Linked DNA regions of Mus musculus: region 2 is linked to region 1. The links are chromatin loops, found by intact Hi-C in ENCODE. Cell type or tissue: left cerebral cortex. All regions are shown on one strand. Each heading gives the region's core, and the rest is flanking DNA. Links, peaks and the distances in the headings are about the cores only.

What was found. A loop is a pair of places that touch in the nucleus more often than their neighbours do. Peaks named below come from ENCODE experiments on the same cell type or tissue, not always from the same donor. Only the 100,000 strongest peaks of a DNase experiment are listed, where the experiment ranks them.
Region 2: a loop joins it to region 1, with 2.5 times the contacts of the local background. A loop is called at or near these places in 4 of 42 quality-filtered maps.

The regions. Positions count from the first base shown.
Region 1 is chr13:70,835,826-70,843,687 of GRCm38, forward strand. It overlaps Adamts16 (a disintegrin-like and metallopeptidase (reprolysin type) with thrombospondin type 1 motif, 16), which reads right to left and starts at 5,986. Exons shown (of 23, transcript NM_172053.3): 1 at 5,665-5,986; 2 at 5,444-5,546; 3 at 223-554. The coding sequence starts at 5,724. It overlaps Gm36529 (predicted gene, 36529), which reads left to right and starts at 4,625. Exons shown (of 4, transcript NR_167928.1): 1 at 4,625-4,795. In left cerebral cortex, for the core only: CTCF peaks have their summits at 4,555 (motif pointing left) and 5,899; DNase peaks (open chromatin) are centred at 4,273, 4,561, 5,349 and 5,863; H3K4me3 peaks cover 2,495 bases; H3K27ac peaks cover 649 bases.
Region 2 is chr13:70,763,003-70,769,746 of GRCm38, forward strand. It overlaps Adamts16 (a disintegrin-like and metallopeptidase (reprolysin type) with thrombospondin type 1 motif, 16), which reads right to left. Exons shown (of 23, transcript NM_172053.3): 15 at 5,598-5,721; 16 at 4,796-5,040; 17 at 413-551. Among named protein-coding and RNA genes, the nearest start is that of Gm36607, 60 kb to the left of the region's middle. In left cerebral cortex, for the core only: a CTCF peak has its summit at 4,677 (motif pointing left); a DNase peak (open chromatin) is centred at 4,670.

The DNA.
Region 1 (7,862 bases), core at 1,719-6,718:
TTTAGAACACCAGACAGTGAGTGCAAACATCATTCTATTGACCAAAGAATAGAGCAGAGAATATTTTAAAGAGCTACTTAGCAATTTCCATCTGCTGTCACAGATCACAGAAATGTCCACGGCTATAACAGGACAAGTGACATTGTTCTCCAGGAACCTGTTTCTGCCTCCCCCACATTGGCACCTCATGCCCTGTGGGCAGCCAGTGCTATCTGTACTCACCAAACCTTGGCAGGTAGAAAGGGCCACTGAGGAATTCCCCTGGGACCTTAAGGATCCTTGGTAAAAGCAGTTCTCTTCTGGTGGAAACATCTGTACAGACTTGGTGCCTCCCTTCCCCAGAGTTTGCACCATGAATCCAGGAGCCATCAAGTTGCTGGCAGCTTTGAGGTCGAGGTGGAGGTCATGCCTAGGGCCCTTAAGCCTTAGGTGCAGGGCATCTCCTCCTGGCTGGGTCACAGCTCTTCTCCGACGCCTCCGCTGGTAGTGCATGATGTCATGGGATACATAATCCCCCCTGTGGTCTACTTCATAGGCAGACACCAGGTCATACTCTGAAATTGAGAGAGGAGAAGAGGCTGAGTAATTTCAGGGTTCTGAGAAGGATCTCACAGTGAGTACACATGACAGCTGCTCCGTGAGTAAATAATGAAGTGCAATCCTGAAGGAGCAGCTCTCCTTTGATGTGGTATTTTTTTTTTTTTCGTTTATGAGTAGTAGAATTTGCTGTGTCAGTAATAAAGTGTTATGGCAGTGGAGATTTATCTGAAGTTTGCTTCCAAAATTTCCTCCTTTCGCTCTGTTATTTATCTCTCCACGTGAATTTGAGACTGGGTGGATGTTGAAATCACCCCCTCATCTCTTACTGTGGAGAAATGAAAAGGGGATCTTATGCTTTATAAAAGTTGTGAAGCATTCCTTTCTCCATACACTTTCTGTTTTGTATAAAAACCTTCACTGGACTGACAAGAAAAGAATGTTGGCCTCTAGTGCTGTAATTAAAATAACAAAAACAAACACAGAAAACATGACAGCCAGTCTTGCTAATTCTGAAATCACTGAACACACAGGAGGACAGGCAGACTAGGGTCATACACCAGAACTCACAGAACACTATAGAGGAACGCTCACGTGCTGCATCCCTGAGCCACTGTGGACTTGCCTGTTGCTCTGGTCTCCCTTTTGTCCAGCTGGGTTCTTGTGACAACATTGGGAGCCCACCCCTGGGCCAGGTCTCACCATTATATTCTCCCGTGTCTTGGTCTGAAGAGCATTCAACTACAACAACTTATGAAAAGCAAAAGAAACCTCCAGACTCTGTCAGACTTACATGGCTGAGACTACAGCATCCTTTACAATAGCACCCAGAGTCACCACCCTCCACAGGAAGCAGAGAGATGTCACTGAGCTCGGTGCTTTCTGACCCTGTGCATATTGAAATGGCCTCTGCCATTCTGGGAAATCATATTTTTAATTTTTTAAAGATGATAAACAGGTCTTTCCATACTCATCACTAACATTTACAATATTTTCCCCATGTCCACAGCCCAGGGATGGATCTTTCCAGGAGGGAGGAGCCAAGGATTGGGCATCTAGATCAGGGTCACAGCTGGCTACTCGGCCATATCATCAGCTGAGACCTGTGGCCAAGGTTAAATTTTTTTTGTTGTTGTTTAGTTTTAGATTAGCTAGCTTGGTTTAAGTCTTTGAAATCAGTAATTAAGCATGGAGTGTGTCCAGTTATATACGAAATTTGGCTGGGTTTTATGCCTGTATTTTTTCTCCCCTAATCACTAAACACAACAGGCCAGCATGGTATCAGGCCTTTCTCTGAATGTACAGTGAGGTGTCTTTGCAAAGCTCATCACTTCAAACAGGGGGAATAGACAGGTCTAACCTGACAGTTTGGCAGACTATCCTCTACACTGGCAGCACAGCACATTTGGAGTTTGGCCAATTGCAACATTGTAAACACACGTTTCTACTCCAGTCTATCAACCGTCTCTTAAGAGGTAGCTCTACTAGATGCTTGGTAACCGGTCTCTGCCTCTGACTCAGCATGAGTGGACACATTTTTCAGACTCATGCATAAAGTATGACTTGGTTATAGGTGAGCGATATCAAGGTAATTATCACCAATTAATTTTGAGTAGGCACAGGCACTTGTCTGTGTGTTGCTATTCTCTCCTGACAAGCAATAGACAGGTAAAACAGAAGTTCGGACAATGGCCACTGACAAGCCACAAAAGCTCTGTGGTTGGGTTTAAGAGAGTCAGAGAAGATCAGAGGCGGGGATTCTCTCCTGCTGACAACCATGGCAAGGTGAGGACTGGAGGGCACCAAGACTTTGGCTATGGTGCCTGCCACATGTCATAGCTCTCTCTCTCTCTCTCTCTCTCTCTCTCTCTCTCTCTCTCTCTCTCTCTCTCTCTCTCTCTCTCTCTCTCTCTCTGCAGTCCCAAGCATAATCTACACATCTAGCCCTACTGTACAAGTGGGAACAGCTGGCATAGGGAGGCAGCAGGCTCTGCAGGTGACTTAGCAGGCTCTGGCAGGCATCTGCACCAGAGCAGGAGATTTAGCTATGGTAGGGTAAGACACTCTGGCTTCTATAACATTTTGTGTAGGATAATGGAGGATCAGACAACCTGGTATATGGCGAAGGGGGGGGGGGGAAGCACAGCAGGACTCAGCAAGTCTGAAGAGTGAATATAGGTGCATCCATTGGTTTGCAGTTCACCAAAGTATTTTCCCTCATGTGACACCGCCACTGCTCTCTGCTCTGTGGGGCAGGCAGGTTGGCTGGGGTATTGTTAGCTAGCACATCCGAATCCTCACAGGATTCATATCACTTCTGGCTACTTCCCCCTCCTTCAGAGGTAATGGAATAAAGGCAAGAGGTACAAGTCACTGTTGTTAGCCTAATTCATGAGCTTCGTTGTCCATAGAGAGATGATTCCAGCCATAGCATCCAGCCACACAAATCCTGGATATGGACTCAGACCCAGTCAACACACTATAGTCAGCATCCTTCAGAGACATTGGACAGTTTCCACAGTAGCCAAGCTATGGAGTCAGCCTAGGTGTTGGTCATGCGAACAGATATGGAAAATGATAGGCAAAAAGACAGACAGATGACACACAGACAGACAGACACAAACACACACACACACACTAGAGAAGGGCTAAAGAGCTAAGTCGTTTGCTTGCAGGAAAATATATGTACGTAACCACAGGTTATCAAAGTAAGCAAAATAAGACCCATAAAAACATATATACCACTTTTTCTTATTTGGAAGATGATAATTTGTACACATGTGTAAATCTTATATTCATATATATTATTAAAATTACAAATGAGACTACCTGGGGCAATGGAATGAGAACAGAGGGAAGCAGAGGTGGTAAGTACCATCAGCCTCTGAACAATCTCTCTATCCTCCCAGTCAAAAGCCTAAAGAACTTCTGAGCTTTGCCTTGAGATCTGGAAACCCAAAGTTTTTAAAAAGCTAAAAACCTGTGCCATGCTCTTGGCAGAAACCATAGATGTTATTGCAATGACAAATATGGAAGGAAACCTTTGAAGAAACAAGAAATAAAAAGCAATAGAGTCATCAAAATGTAAATTGATACATTCGTGTTTGATAATCCAACTTATCTCAATTTAGTTATCCATCATTGTCTCAAGGGGTGCGTGAGGCTCTCTTCCCTACTGCATAATTACTTCACAAAGGCAGCAAAATAGCCAGAACCCTTACAGGTCTCACTTTAGCCCAAACTCAAAACAGCTTCAAAGAGTTAATTAAGAAATTATCTTATATCATGGAGATGGGCCGTGCACAATATGCAGATCTGAAGGTCACAGGTGCTCTGCCACACCTTGCCTCTGCTGTGTGACTGCTGTCTGCTCTCTCTGCCTCTTTCTCTTTTGATAACCAGGAAAGGGTGAAGGTATCCTGCCTTCACAAAGTCAGCTCCACCTTGCAAGGACTCACACCTTCTGTGCACGCTCTGACCAGGCAAGTGAAAGTCCATGGAAACACTGCCATTGGGATCCGGGACTGAGGCGCCAGGCATGAGAAGCCTGCCTGTGGCCTCAGGCACTAAGCTTGTCCTCTCTTCCTGAATAGCGTTCTGTCTATAATGTTATCATCTTGGATAACACTTCGTTAGTGCAATAAACGTGTCCCGAGTGGCAAGGCTCGATTGCTCAGCCTGCTCCATGCTAAGCAAGACAGTCAGAATTTGATCCTTGAACTCCCACAAGTTGTCCTCCGACCTCCACAGTGCCATGCACCCTACACACATAATAAATAAATGTCTGAAATGCCTCGAGTCCCTATGGATTTTTTTTTTTTAAGTTTTATTCTGAAAGTAGTGCAAAGTCCAAAGTTAGAGCATGAACATTCCTTGTAAGGTCATGATGTGTCAGAATTCGAAGTAAGAGGATCAGAAGAGGGTTGGAGATGCAGGTGACAGAGGGTGGGTTTCAAACACAATAGGCTTTCCCTTGCCTTCTAAACCACTGTACTGTTTGGGTCTGGCGCCCTCCAGTGGCACTCAGAGTCCTAGAGCCGAGACTCATATATCCCTTCTTAAACCCTGTTTTCAGTAGGAGGAATTCAGTTCTTGTAAGTTTATCCTGATGAAGGAAGCGATAATGAGGGTTTCCGAAGTGTCAATTGTTTAATCCTGTACATATTCTAAAAATCTGCCGAAAAGATTAAACCTGGCTCGCCTCTGGTCGCCATTTCTGCTAACAATCTCAAGCTAATTCATCCCAGGAAAGGACAGGGTGAGTAAAATCCTGCATTTGCTGTGGACCCAGCACAAACCTCCTAGCAAGTGCAATGGCCTGCTTTCTCAGTCACCAGGTGTCATTGCTAGGACACCTCACAGGGGAAACCCACTTGTGAATCACTGAGGTGGCTGAACCTTGCAGAAGACTTGAATTCGAGTTCATGTTCAAGGAGGTCCAGGACACATCCTTTGGATGTCCCCTGTGCTATTAATTAACATTAAAGCGATATTAATGAGGTTGCCTTCTGTCTCCTCCTGTGACAGTCAAAGTGGAGAAAGCTTCAATGTGAAAGAAAGGAGAGGGGGGAAGATGCTGGAGTGGGGACTACGTTGCTTATAATAGATTTGGTGTATACATTAATGATGTCAATATATAGAGTGATCTGGAGTCTTCCTACACCCAGATATCTCACTCCCCCAATGTAACTCTGGCTAGCCATTATCATTTTACTAGGAAATAGGATACAGACGTTGGTCGGAAGTCATTCTTGAGCATGATCTTGTGCTCGAAATGAATAGAAAGAGCAAGATAGCATCTTCAAAGCTTTTGGCGTCCTGAGTCCCAGGAGACTTGCAGACCAGCATAGGGGGTTGCTGGCTGCTTACCTGTGAGGAACCGAGAGCCCCCACCGCGCGAACTTACCACCGGTTTCCAGCCAGCTGGACCCAGAGAATGGGGGAGGCTGCGGGTCTTCCGGGCTCCCAGACGCTGCAGCTGCGAGTCCCAGGGCGCACGCAGGTGTCTGCTAGGGGGAAAAAAAAAACGAGGACACCTCAGTGAAAATGCGGGCACTGCAGAGCTCAGCCAAGGGCGGAATGCACTTGCAGCCATCAGACTCTGCTGGTCCTAGCGCCAGGACTCACCTGCTCACTGACCTGCGCCAGCAGCAGCACCCAGAGCGCAGCACAACCTCGGGACTCCATGGCCCCGGTGCCCGAGGGCTCACAGGACTCAGCTCAGCAGTCTAGACTGGGTCACTGGATAGTCCCGGTGTTAGCAGTATGCTAGGGTGCAAAGGACCGACCCGGCAAAATCGCAGGGTTTCCAGGCAGCGATTCCACCATGCACATCAGAGTTATCACTGCAGCTTCGTTCGGCACCGGGAGGTGGAGTGGCAGTGGTGGCGGGGGGCGGCAAAGCACCCGCAGCAACCAAGGGACAGCAGGGAGGAGGGTAGAGAAGGAGAGGGCAGGACTAGGGAGGGCAAAGGAGAGGAGAGGGGAGGGGATAGAGGAGGGAGTAAAGCAGGGAGGAGGGGTACCAGGAGGAGGAGGAGGATAAGGGAGGAGTGGCAGGGAGAGGAGATGAAGCAGACTCATGGTAAGTACTGGGCATCCTTCACGCCTATGACCCAGCAGGAAGGTGTTTTGTCCACCTACATGAGAACTTGGGGTAGAGACAAGGCCAGGACACAGTCATATCTAGCTGTTCACCCCTGTGCTTTTGTGGAAAACTGTCTTGGTGTGTTACTCCAAAGTCCTCTGCCACCTGCCACCGCTGCAGCTCTGTGGGACTTCTCACTTAAGGGCAAGATTGAGCTGCATAGAGACAGGCATCCAGCATTCATTGTTCTCTAGTCCATCCCCTGGTTACAGACCCTCTGGCCTTCCCTTCTAGTGGGAGATGTATAGGGAGGAATGTATCTGCTTATGAATGAATGTGAGTCCTTAGTTGCCTGGGGCACGTGAAGAAAAGGGGTGAATGGAGGCGGGGCGGGGCAGGGCAGGGCAGGGTAGGGCAGGCTATGAGGAAGCTGGGTTTCTTTCTCACGCCTCTAATTTTTCATTGGACAGCAGTGGCCAATTTCAGATTCACTTTAGACTCTGGCTGACCTGCTGGGAGAGCAGGTGTGAGGCCACTGGGTTCCCAGAGCATCCTAGTAGGAAGTCTAGGAGCCCCAGCCTAGACCAGACCAGGTCTATCCAAGACAACCAGCGAATGCCCTCTCTCCAGCCCTGCGTCCTGGTCCATCATGACCTGAGTATGTGTTTGAGTATGAGCGTCTTTTGTGACCATCAGTGACTGAGAGTGTCTGCTGCAGGGTGGGTACAGATACAGACAGCACTGAGCGCACGGGTAGATGTTTCTACACGCGGGACTGCCAATGACTGTCCATCCCAGCAGCTGCACTCCACTTCCTTCTGCCGGTTGGTCTCACATCTCAGGCTCCCTCCAGCTGCCATTCTAGGGTCCCTCATTTGCAGTCACACTGACCTTGCCTGGTTTGCAAGGCTGAGAAGGGGGATGGCATGTGGAGCAGTGGCTGCAGTTTTCAGGGTGCTCACTCCAGCCTACACTGAGCTGAGATGCCCCAGAGTGGCTCTTTATAAGCCTGAATGAAGTGTCATACATCTCAGAAAGGACAGGGCGGAATCAAGATGAACTGATCTGTGTATGCATATCCCTCTCTCTCTCTCTCTGCTCCCTCCCTTTCTCTCTCAGTCGTTCATATGAAAAATATTGTCAAAGAGTACAGTTTTGTTGACTTACTGTTTCATTCTTTTATAATTCCACGCACCTACACTATGTTCTTTTATTAAAGCCTCCCATTATCTCCTGTTAAGTCCCCTCTATTCCACCTGGTCTCTCTTGTTCTATTGTTCCCAAGTGTGTCTGTCTGTCTGTCTGTCTGTCTGTCTGTCTCTCTCTGTGTGTATGTGTCTGTGTATGCACACATGAGAGAGGTGGGAGGAGAGCAGAGAGAAAGAGAGTGTGTGTGTGTGCATGTCTTAGTTAGGGTTTTACTGCTGTGAACAGACACCATGCATGACCAAGGCAACTCTTATAAGGACAACATTTAATTGAGGCTGGCTTACAGGTTCAGAGGTTCAGTCCATTATCCTCAAGGTGGAAGCATGGCAACATCCAGGCAGGCATAGTGCAGGAGGAGCTGAGGAGTCTTCATCTGAAGGCTGCTAGGATAATACTGGCTTCCAGACAGCTAGAATGAGGGTCTTAAAGCCCACACCCACAGTGACACACCTACTCCAAGAAGGCCACATCTTCTAATAGTGCCACTCCTTGGGCCTATAATATCCAACCATCAGAGAGGGGAGAGGGA
Region 2 (6,744 bases), core at 1,677-6,676, 73 kb before region 1:
AGCCCATGGAGCTTTGTAGTTTAATAGATCATCTGATATATTAACAGATCTGTTAATATATCAGATGATCTATTAAACTAGAAAGGAAATCCCAACAAATAAAAAACAGAATTGTTTCTTGCATCTCACACTCTTAAATTTCTGTGATATTAAAGTAGTAAGTCTATTATCTATTATGGTTTTCTGCAGTGATGTTTCTTCTCATTGTCATTACAAGTTTTTATAACATCATAAAATTTCTTGGTGGATCTGAGTATACAAGGGGATGGCAAATTATTTTACAGTTTACTTCATTAATAAGCGTGGATTAAGACTCTTGCTCTATACATATGCTTCTATCTTTCATGACCCATGACCTGATTTCATTCTGTATCTACATCGCACCTCCAGCGCAGCATAAGAAGTGACCTACCCCCTCCACAGGAGACGGAGCACTCAGAGCGTACGATGGCCCATGAGTAGCTGGGCTGGGCAGCTGGAGTCTTCTTAGCCCCTGACCTTGGCAATGAAAATTCCCAGGCCACACCAGGGTTCCTGCCTTGGAACAAAAGCTACAGAAGAAGAAAAGAAGACATAAAGTGAAGTACAGTAAAATCAATGACAAACTGATAAGGACTTTGCTTTAAACTATATAAAATAATAGCTTACAAAACTAACCATGTTGACAAAATACTGTCTGTTTTCTAAAAGTGTATCAGACACATGCAACACACAATTTTTTTCTGAAGTTAGAAAGGATACACACAAATGAATGAGTAAATAAATACCACAGTAACTGTAGAGAACGAAAGTCATTTCAAGACGAGAACCAGCTGAAGCTTGACTTGGCCATCAGCAGCACTTGTAGAGGATGTTTAAAGGAAATGTACATACAGAAAAGGAAGGAGGGCAGAATCCATCACAGGCACATAGGAAAGAATGATTTTCATATGGAAAGAGACCCAAAATGAGGAGACATAAGAACATCTCACACAGTACACCAGAGAAACCCAATATGAATACAAGAGAAAGAAAAGGAAGAAATGAGTCTACTAAGAAAAGAGCCCATGAAATTACAGGACTCAATGATCAATCCCTCTCAATAGTGAATCTCCAGCTGTCCAGTTGGAAGATGTAGAGCAGCTGGTTGAGGTAAAAAGTAAGACTAGATAGTTTTGTGGTTTTGTTTTGTTTTTGTTTTTGTTTTTTTTTGTTTTTTGTTTTTGTTTTTTTTTAAAGAAATACCCACTACTTTCTGGCCAAGATGCATCCATACTGAAAGTGAAGGTACGGAGGTAAAGCTGAAAATGGGCAGGGACAGCTATGCTCTCTGATAAACTGACATAAAGCCAAAATTAGGAGAGATACAGAAGATAGTGACATATTAATTAAGAAAATGACCTGCCAAGGTATTATAGAAATCTTATATACACAGGCAACGAACACTGATAAGCCCAACTCCAGAAAACAAATATAAATAGACATAAAGGCATTGATTTGTCCAGCTATGGTAACAATGGGTGACCTCATTACCATGCTTTCCACAAATGTGGAAACATAGTAACAAATAAAGCATTCGGACAAAAAGAAAAAGCACACAAAGAAAATTCAGACTTATACCACACATAGATCATAGGGACTTAACAGAAATACCATTCAAGAGTCAGAATAAATCAGCATCCAATGGAAATCATTGAAAATATATAGAGAAATCAGAAGCGTTTCTCCAAATAGCAAATATGACAACACAGAGGTCGGGAAAATAATTCCATTCATAATACCTAAGAGGAATTTCTAGGAATATAGAAAACTATATGGCTGATGGGATTAAATACTGAAATCATCAACACACTTTATAAAGAAATTGAAAAAGAACCACAATGGATAAAGAATTGATGATTCAGCAATATTAATACGATGAGAAAGGCTATACCATTAACAGCGATCTACAGATGCAATGACATCCCTGTCAAAATTCCAATGACATCCTCCACGAGGATATGAGAAATAATTCTGAAACTTTTCTGGAAGCATAGAGCATCCTGGATGGGCAGTGTGATCCACAGAGAAAGAACGATGCTGAGGGTATCATAATAGCTAGGTTTTCAGCTTAGTAACAAAACCAGCTTAGTAAAGATCAAAAATAGACATAGAGACCCATGAAATAAAATAATAAATGAAATAAACTCTTTCAGATAGAGCATCCTGAATTTCATCAAAGTTTCCAAAACATACACCGGAGAGAAGATAGCATCTTCAATAGGGCTAGAGAAACTGCATATCCATGTGTAGCACACTTAAACTAGACTCAGAGCTCTCATCTTGTTAAACAAGCAATTGAACAAGCAAGGAAGAAAAAAAGAAAAGAAAGGAAGGAAGGAAGGAAGGAAGGAAGGAAGGAAGAAAGAAAGAAAGAAAGAAAGAAAGAAAGAAAGAAAGAAAGGAAGGAAGGAAGGAAGAAAGAAAGAAAAAGAGAGTGAGCAAGCAAGCAGGCAGGCAAAGAAACAAATGAAACCCCACAAAATGTATCAATGGCTTTAAAATTAGAGGGAAGCATAGACTACATTTGTGGTATAATTGTAGGTAAACAATTCAAACAGGCCTCCATGGCTCAAGAAATAGCCAAAGTTGATAAATAGAATTGAATAATATTCAAGAATATTATTCATAAAGATAAAATGTAAACAGAAGAGAATAGGATAAAACAAACAATTATTACTATTATTGTCTATATAAGATTGCTGTTTTGTAATGACAGAGAAAGGAAGGGAATGAAATTTGCTCCGTGATGAGGTTGGGAGATCTGGGAAGAACTGAGGGAGGGAAAACCTTAACCAGAATATAGTCTATGAAAAAAAATCAATTAAAAAAGAACAGCACAGCATCATCAGAGGAGAGAAGGTGATAGAAAATCTTTGTTCACATGCACCAGATAAAGAATGAAATAATGAATGAAAGAATGAATGGAAGACGAATAATATGTATAAAGTATCATAAAGCTAACTCCCCAATCTCAAAGTATCTAATCAGTAAGTAAGCAAATGAACAAAACTGACAATCACCAAGAGCAAGATATGCAAATAATCACCCAACTTATAAATGAGTCCAACATCATTAGTCTTCAAGAAAATGCAAATTGGATTTGCTCTAAGTTTCTCATTGCTGTCAGAATGTCTATCATCAAGAAATCATGTGACAGTGATGGTTAATAAATGTCGTCAAGACTATAGGGAAAGAGGATAGGCAGCTGTTTGAAAGAAAAGTGACGCAGCCATGGTAGAAGCAGTGTAAGGTTTCTTCAGAGAATGAACCCTAGAGTACCACATGCTACAGTCCTCCATGATGTAAGGAAAAAAAAAAAGGATCTAGGCCAGCACATCACAGGGATGCATGTGTATGCCTGGCTATTGTAAGACTATCCACAATGGCCAAGACATGGAGTCACACTGGCAATCAACAGGGAAGTGGCTAAGTACTGTGTGGTACATATACTCAACCAGGCTTTGTTCAGACACAAAGAAAAATGAAATTATGTTACTTAGGGGAAATGGATGGAACTTGAGATCATAATAGGAGTAAATAAGCCCCCAAACATTTCTGTTTCCTCTCATATCTGGAATTTTCACATATGTGTACATATGCAAAAAGAATTTAGGTTTCCCAAATTTCTCATAGATTTTTGGGTTGGTTTCCCAGACTTAGGGATTTTGGGGATGCTTGAATTCCCCTGCCCTGCTGCAGCTCATCTGCACTGTCTATTGCATGGGGATCATTGCGATTGCTGAAAAGTGGCCTCACTTACTGAAAATAACACTGCCCAGAGACTGGACCCCTTAGAGGTCTGTTGTTCCCAAACCCAGTTCCTAATCTACATAGCAGTGGTCACCTGGATGAATTCCTGTTCATGCCTTTACCCACTCAGCACCCCAAGAGCACAGTTGACACTTACATGACATGAAAGTCAACAAGGGATGATATGGTGACAGAATGAATGCACTACAATAGGAAAGAAGGGAATCAAGGCACAGGAGTAGAAAGAGAGACAGAATCACATTTTTATATGATTTATGCTAATCATGTATCATCTATCTATCTATGTATCTATCTATGTATATCTATCTATGTATCTATCTATGTATCTATGTATCTATCTATGTATCTATGTATCTATCTATGTATCTATGTATCTATCTATGTATCTATGTATCTATCTATCTATGTATCTATCTATGTATCTATCTATCTATCTATCTATCTATCTATCTATCCATCCATCCGTCATGCATCATCTATATTCATCATCACCTATCTACCTATATATCCATCTATACATTTCTATTTATCTATCATCTTTCTCTCTCCAACCATGACCTTAAATGAGAAGGGAGACTATGTGGTTGGAGAGCAGCATGGGGGTTGGGGAAGAAGGGACAGTGAGGGAATGAAAACACACAAAGCCCAAGTATATACGTGTTCAGATATGTCATAACAAAGCCCAAGGGCATATGTGTTCAGATATGTCATAAAAAAAAACTCTAAGTGGTATGCTAAATAAAATAATTAAAAGAAAACAGCTACCACTCATAAGATCTACTGATAAAGACCCAGAGACTGGAACACAGGTAAGTACATGTACAGGCTCCTAAATCAAGCAAGGAAAGACAATAGCAAAAAGTCTACTGCCCCCTTGAGCCTGCTGCATGGATTGCTCCTGATTCTTGATAGCTACAATTCTGCATACATGCAATTAAAACCACCACAACAACCCTACAAAAGCCCCAGTTCATTAGCCCCAGAACCTAAAGCTGGTCTCTACCTCCACAATCAGAGTTTCATTGGTTGGTCCAGGGGAGGTTAAATTCTCAGGCTCCTTGTAGGACCGTTTGTAGTTGAAGGTGGCACCCGAAAACTTGTATCGCCCAGGCCAGTCCACACTCCAGTGTCCATTCAGGTAATATCTCTTGAGAGAATTGCGCACAGAAATATAGGAGGTAGAGATGTTTGTTTCGTAGATGTGAATGCTCCGAGCTCCAGAAGGAATGGTTACCATGTGGTAGTACTCTGGATAGAGGAATGCCATGTTTAGTTTAATCTAGCTTCTCCACAATTGGATGTGAGAGTCTATGTTCCGAACGGACAGATCTGCCTCTCGTTCTGCTATAGACACTTGTAGGTGTCCCTTTTCATCATTGGTTGGAGGCGTAATCTTGTAACGTGCAGTCTTGCTAAGGATCACTTTAAATCAAAGAACCTCCTATCCACTACCAGGTAAAAACAGAAGCTCCAGGTCAGTAGTCCTCAACCTTCCTATCGCTGCAACCCTTTAACACTGTTGATCACATTGTGGTAGCCCCCCCCCCAAAAAAAATCATTTTTGGTGTTACTTCATAACTGTAATCTTGCTACTGCATGAATTATAATGTAAATACCAGTGTTTTCCAATCCTCTTGTATAACCCCTGTGAAAGGGTCGCCCAACCTACAGACTGACAAAAGGAAAATCCTCCCTGGAAGACCTCAGCCCTCTAAGCATCCCGTTTCCTCTCCCTTAGCGCCACCCAGCAAAATCCCTGGCTGAATCCCTCCTTGCACAGATGTACTCGACTCAGAGGTACTCACGGTTGGTGGAATGGTGCTTACTGTAGAGCCCTCTATGCGTGACACAGTCTGAGTTATTCCCCTTGCAGACCCCACAGGAGTCCTCTGTTGCATCTGATCCAAGGACATTGTCACAGCCAACCCTCTGGAGGCCCCACGAGGTCATCATAATCATTCATGAAAGAAAGGATGATACATGTGACAACATCACCAACCATGTGACAAAATCCTCCTCCCATTCCAGTCAAACAAGTTTCCAACATGGGGTAGTTAACAAATAGGAGATGGATCCTGGTATGTGCACAGCATGGCTGGTCCTGGTCTCCTGGGATCTTTTTCTTGGGATGTGCTATCTGTCTCCCGTAGCAATTCCTCCCCAGGTGTGGTGCTCGGGCCCTAAGTTAAAGCTGGAAGACTGTGCTAGAGTAAACCTTAGACCAATACTGACTTGGTAAGCTGGTTGTTAGTGTAGTCACACAGGCTCTGCAGAAGTGGACTTGTAACGGGAACTTATTACCACTGCACAGAAACTCTCCCATCAGTGATTCATAGAGCTTAGATCTATGCAAGGCTGTAAAATTTGAGGCACTTATTACCACTCCTATAATTCTTGCTCTCTTCATATTTTCTATCAAGGTATGTAAAAGAATAAAAACCACTCAGAAACAAAGCAATCATAGTCTTTGTCCCCTTGCTGCAAATCCTCAGGGCAAGAAATAGTGTAGTGCTGTCGTGTGTGAGGGTCGAAAGGTCAATTCTAACAAGTCTGCTATTGGGTATGGCTCCCTGCAGGGCTTGGGACCATGCTGTATAGATTACTCATTAATTATACTGCAAATCTCTACCTGAGGTGGGAGGAAGAACATGACCACCTGAATACCTGAATACAGGAATACATGAGTGCAAGGAAGATTTTACCACTGAAAGAATTTAGGTTTCCCAGATTTCTAATAGATTTTTTGGGTTGGTTTCCCAGACTTAGGGATTTTGGGGATGCTTGAATTCCCCTGCCCTGCTGCAGCTCATCTGCACTGTCTATCATGTGGAGATCATTACGATAGCTGAAAAGTGACCTCACTGACTGACAATAACACTGCCCAGAAACTGGGCCCCATAGAGGGCTGCTGTTCCCAAACCCAGTTCCTAATCTACATAGCAGTGGTGACCT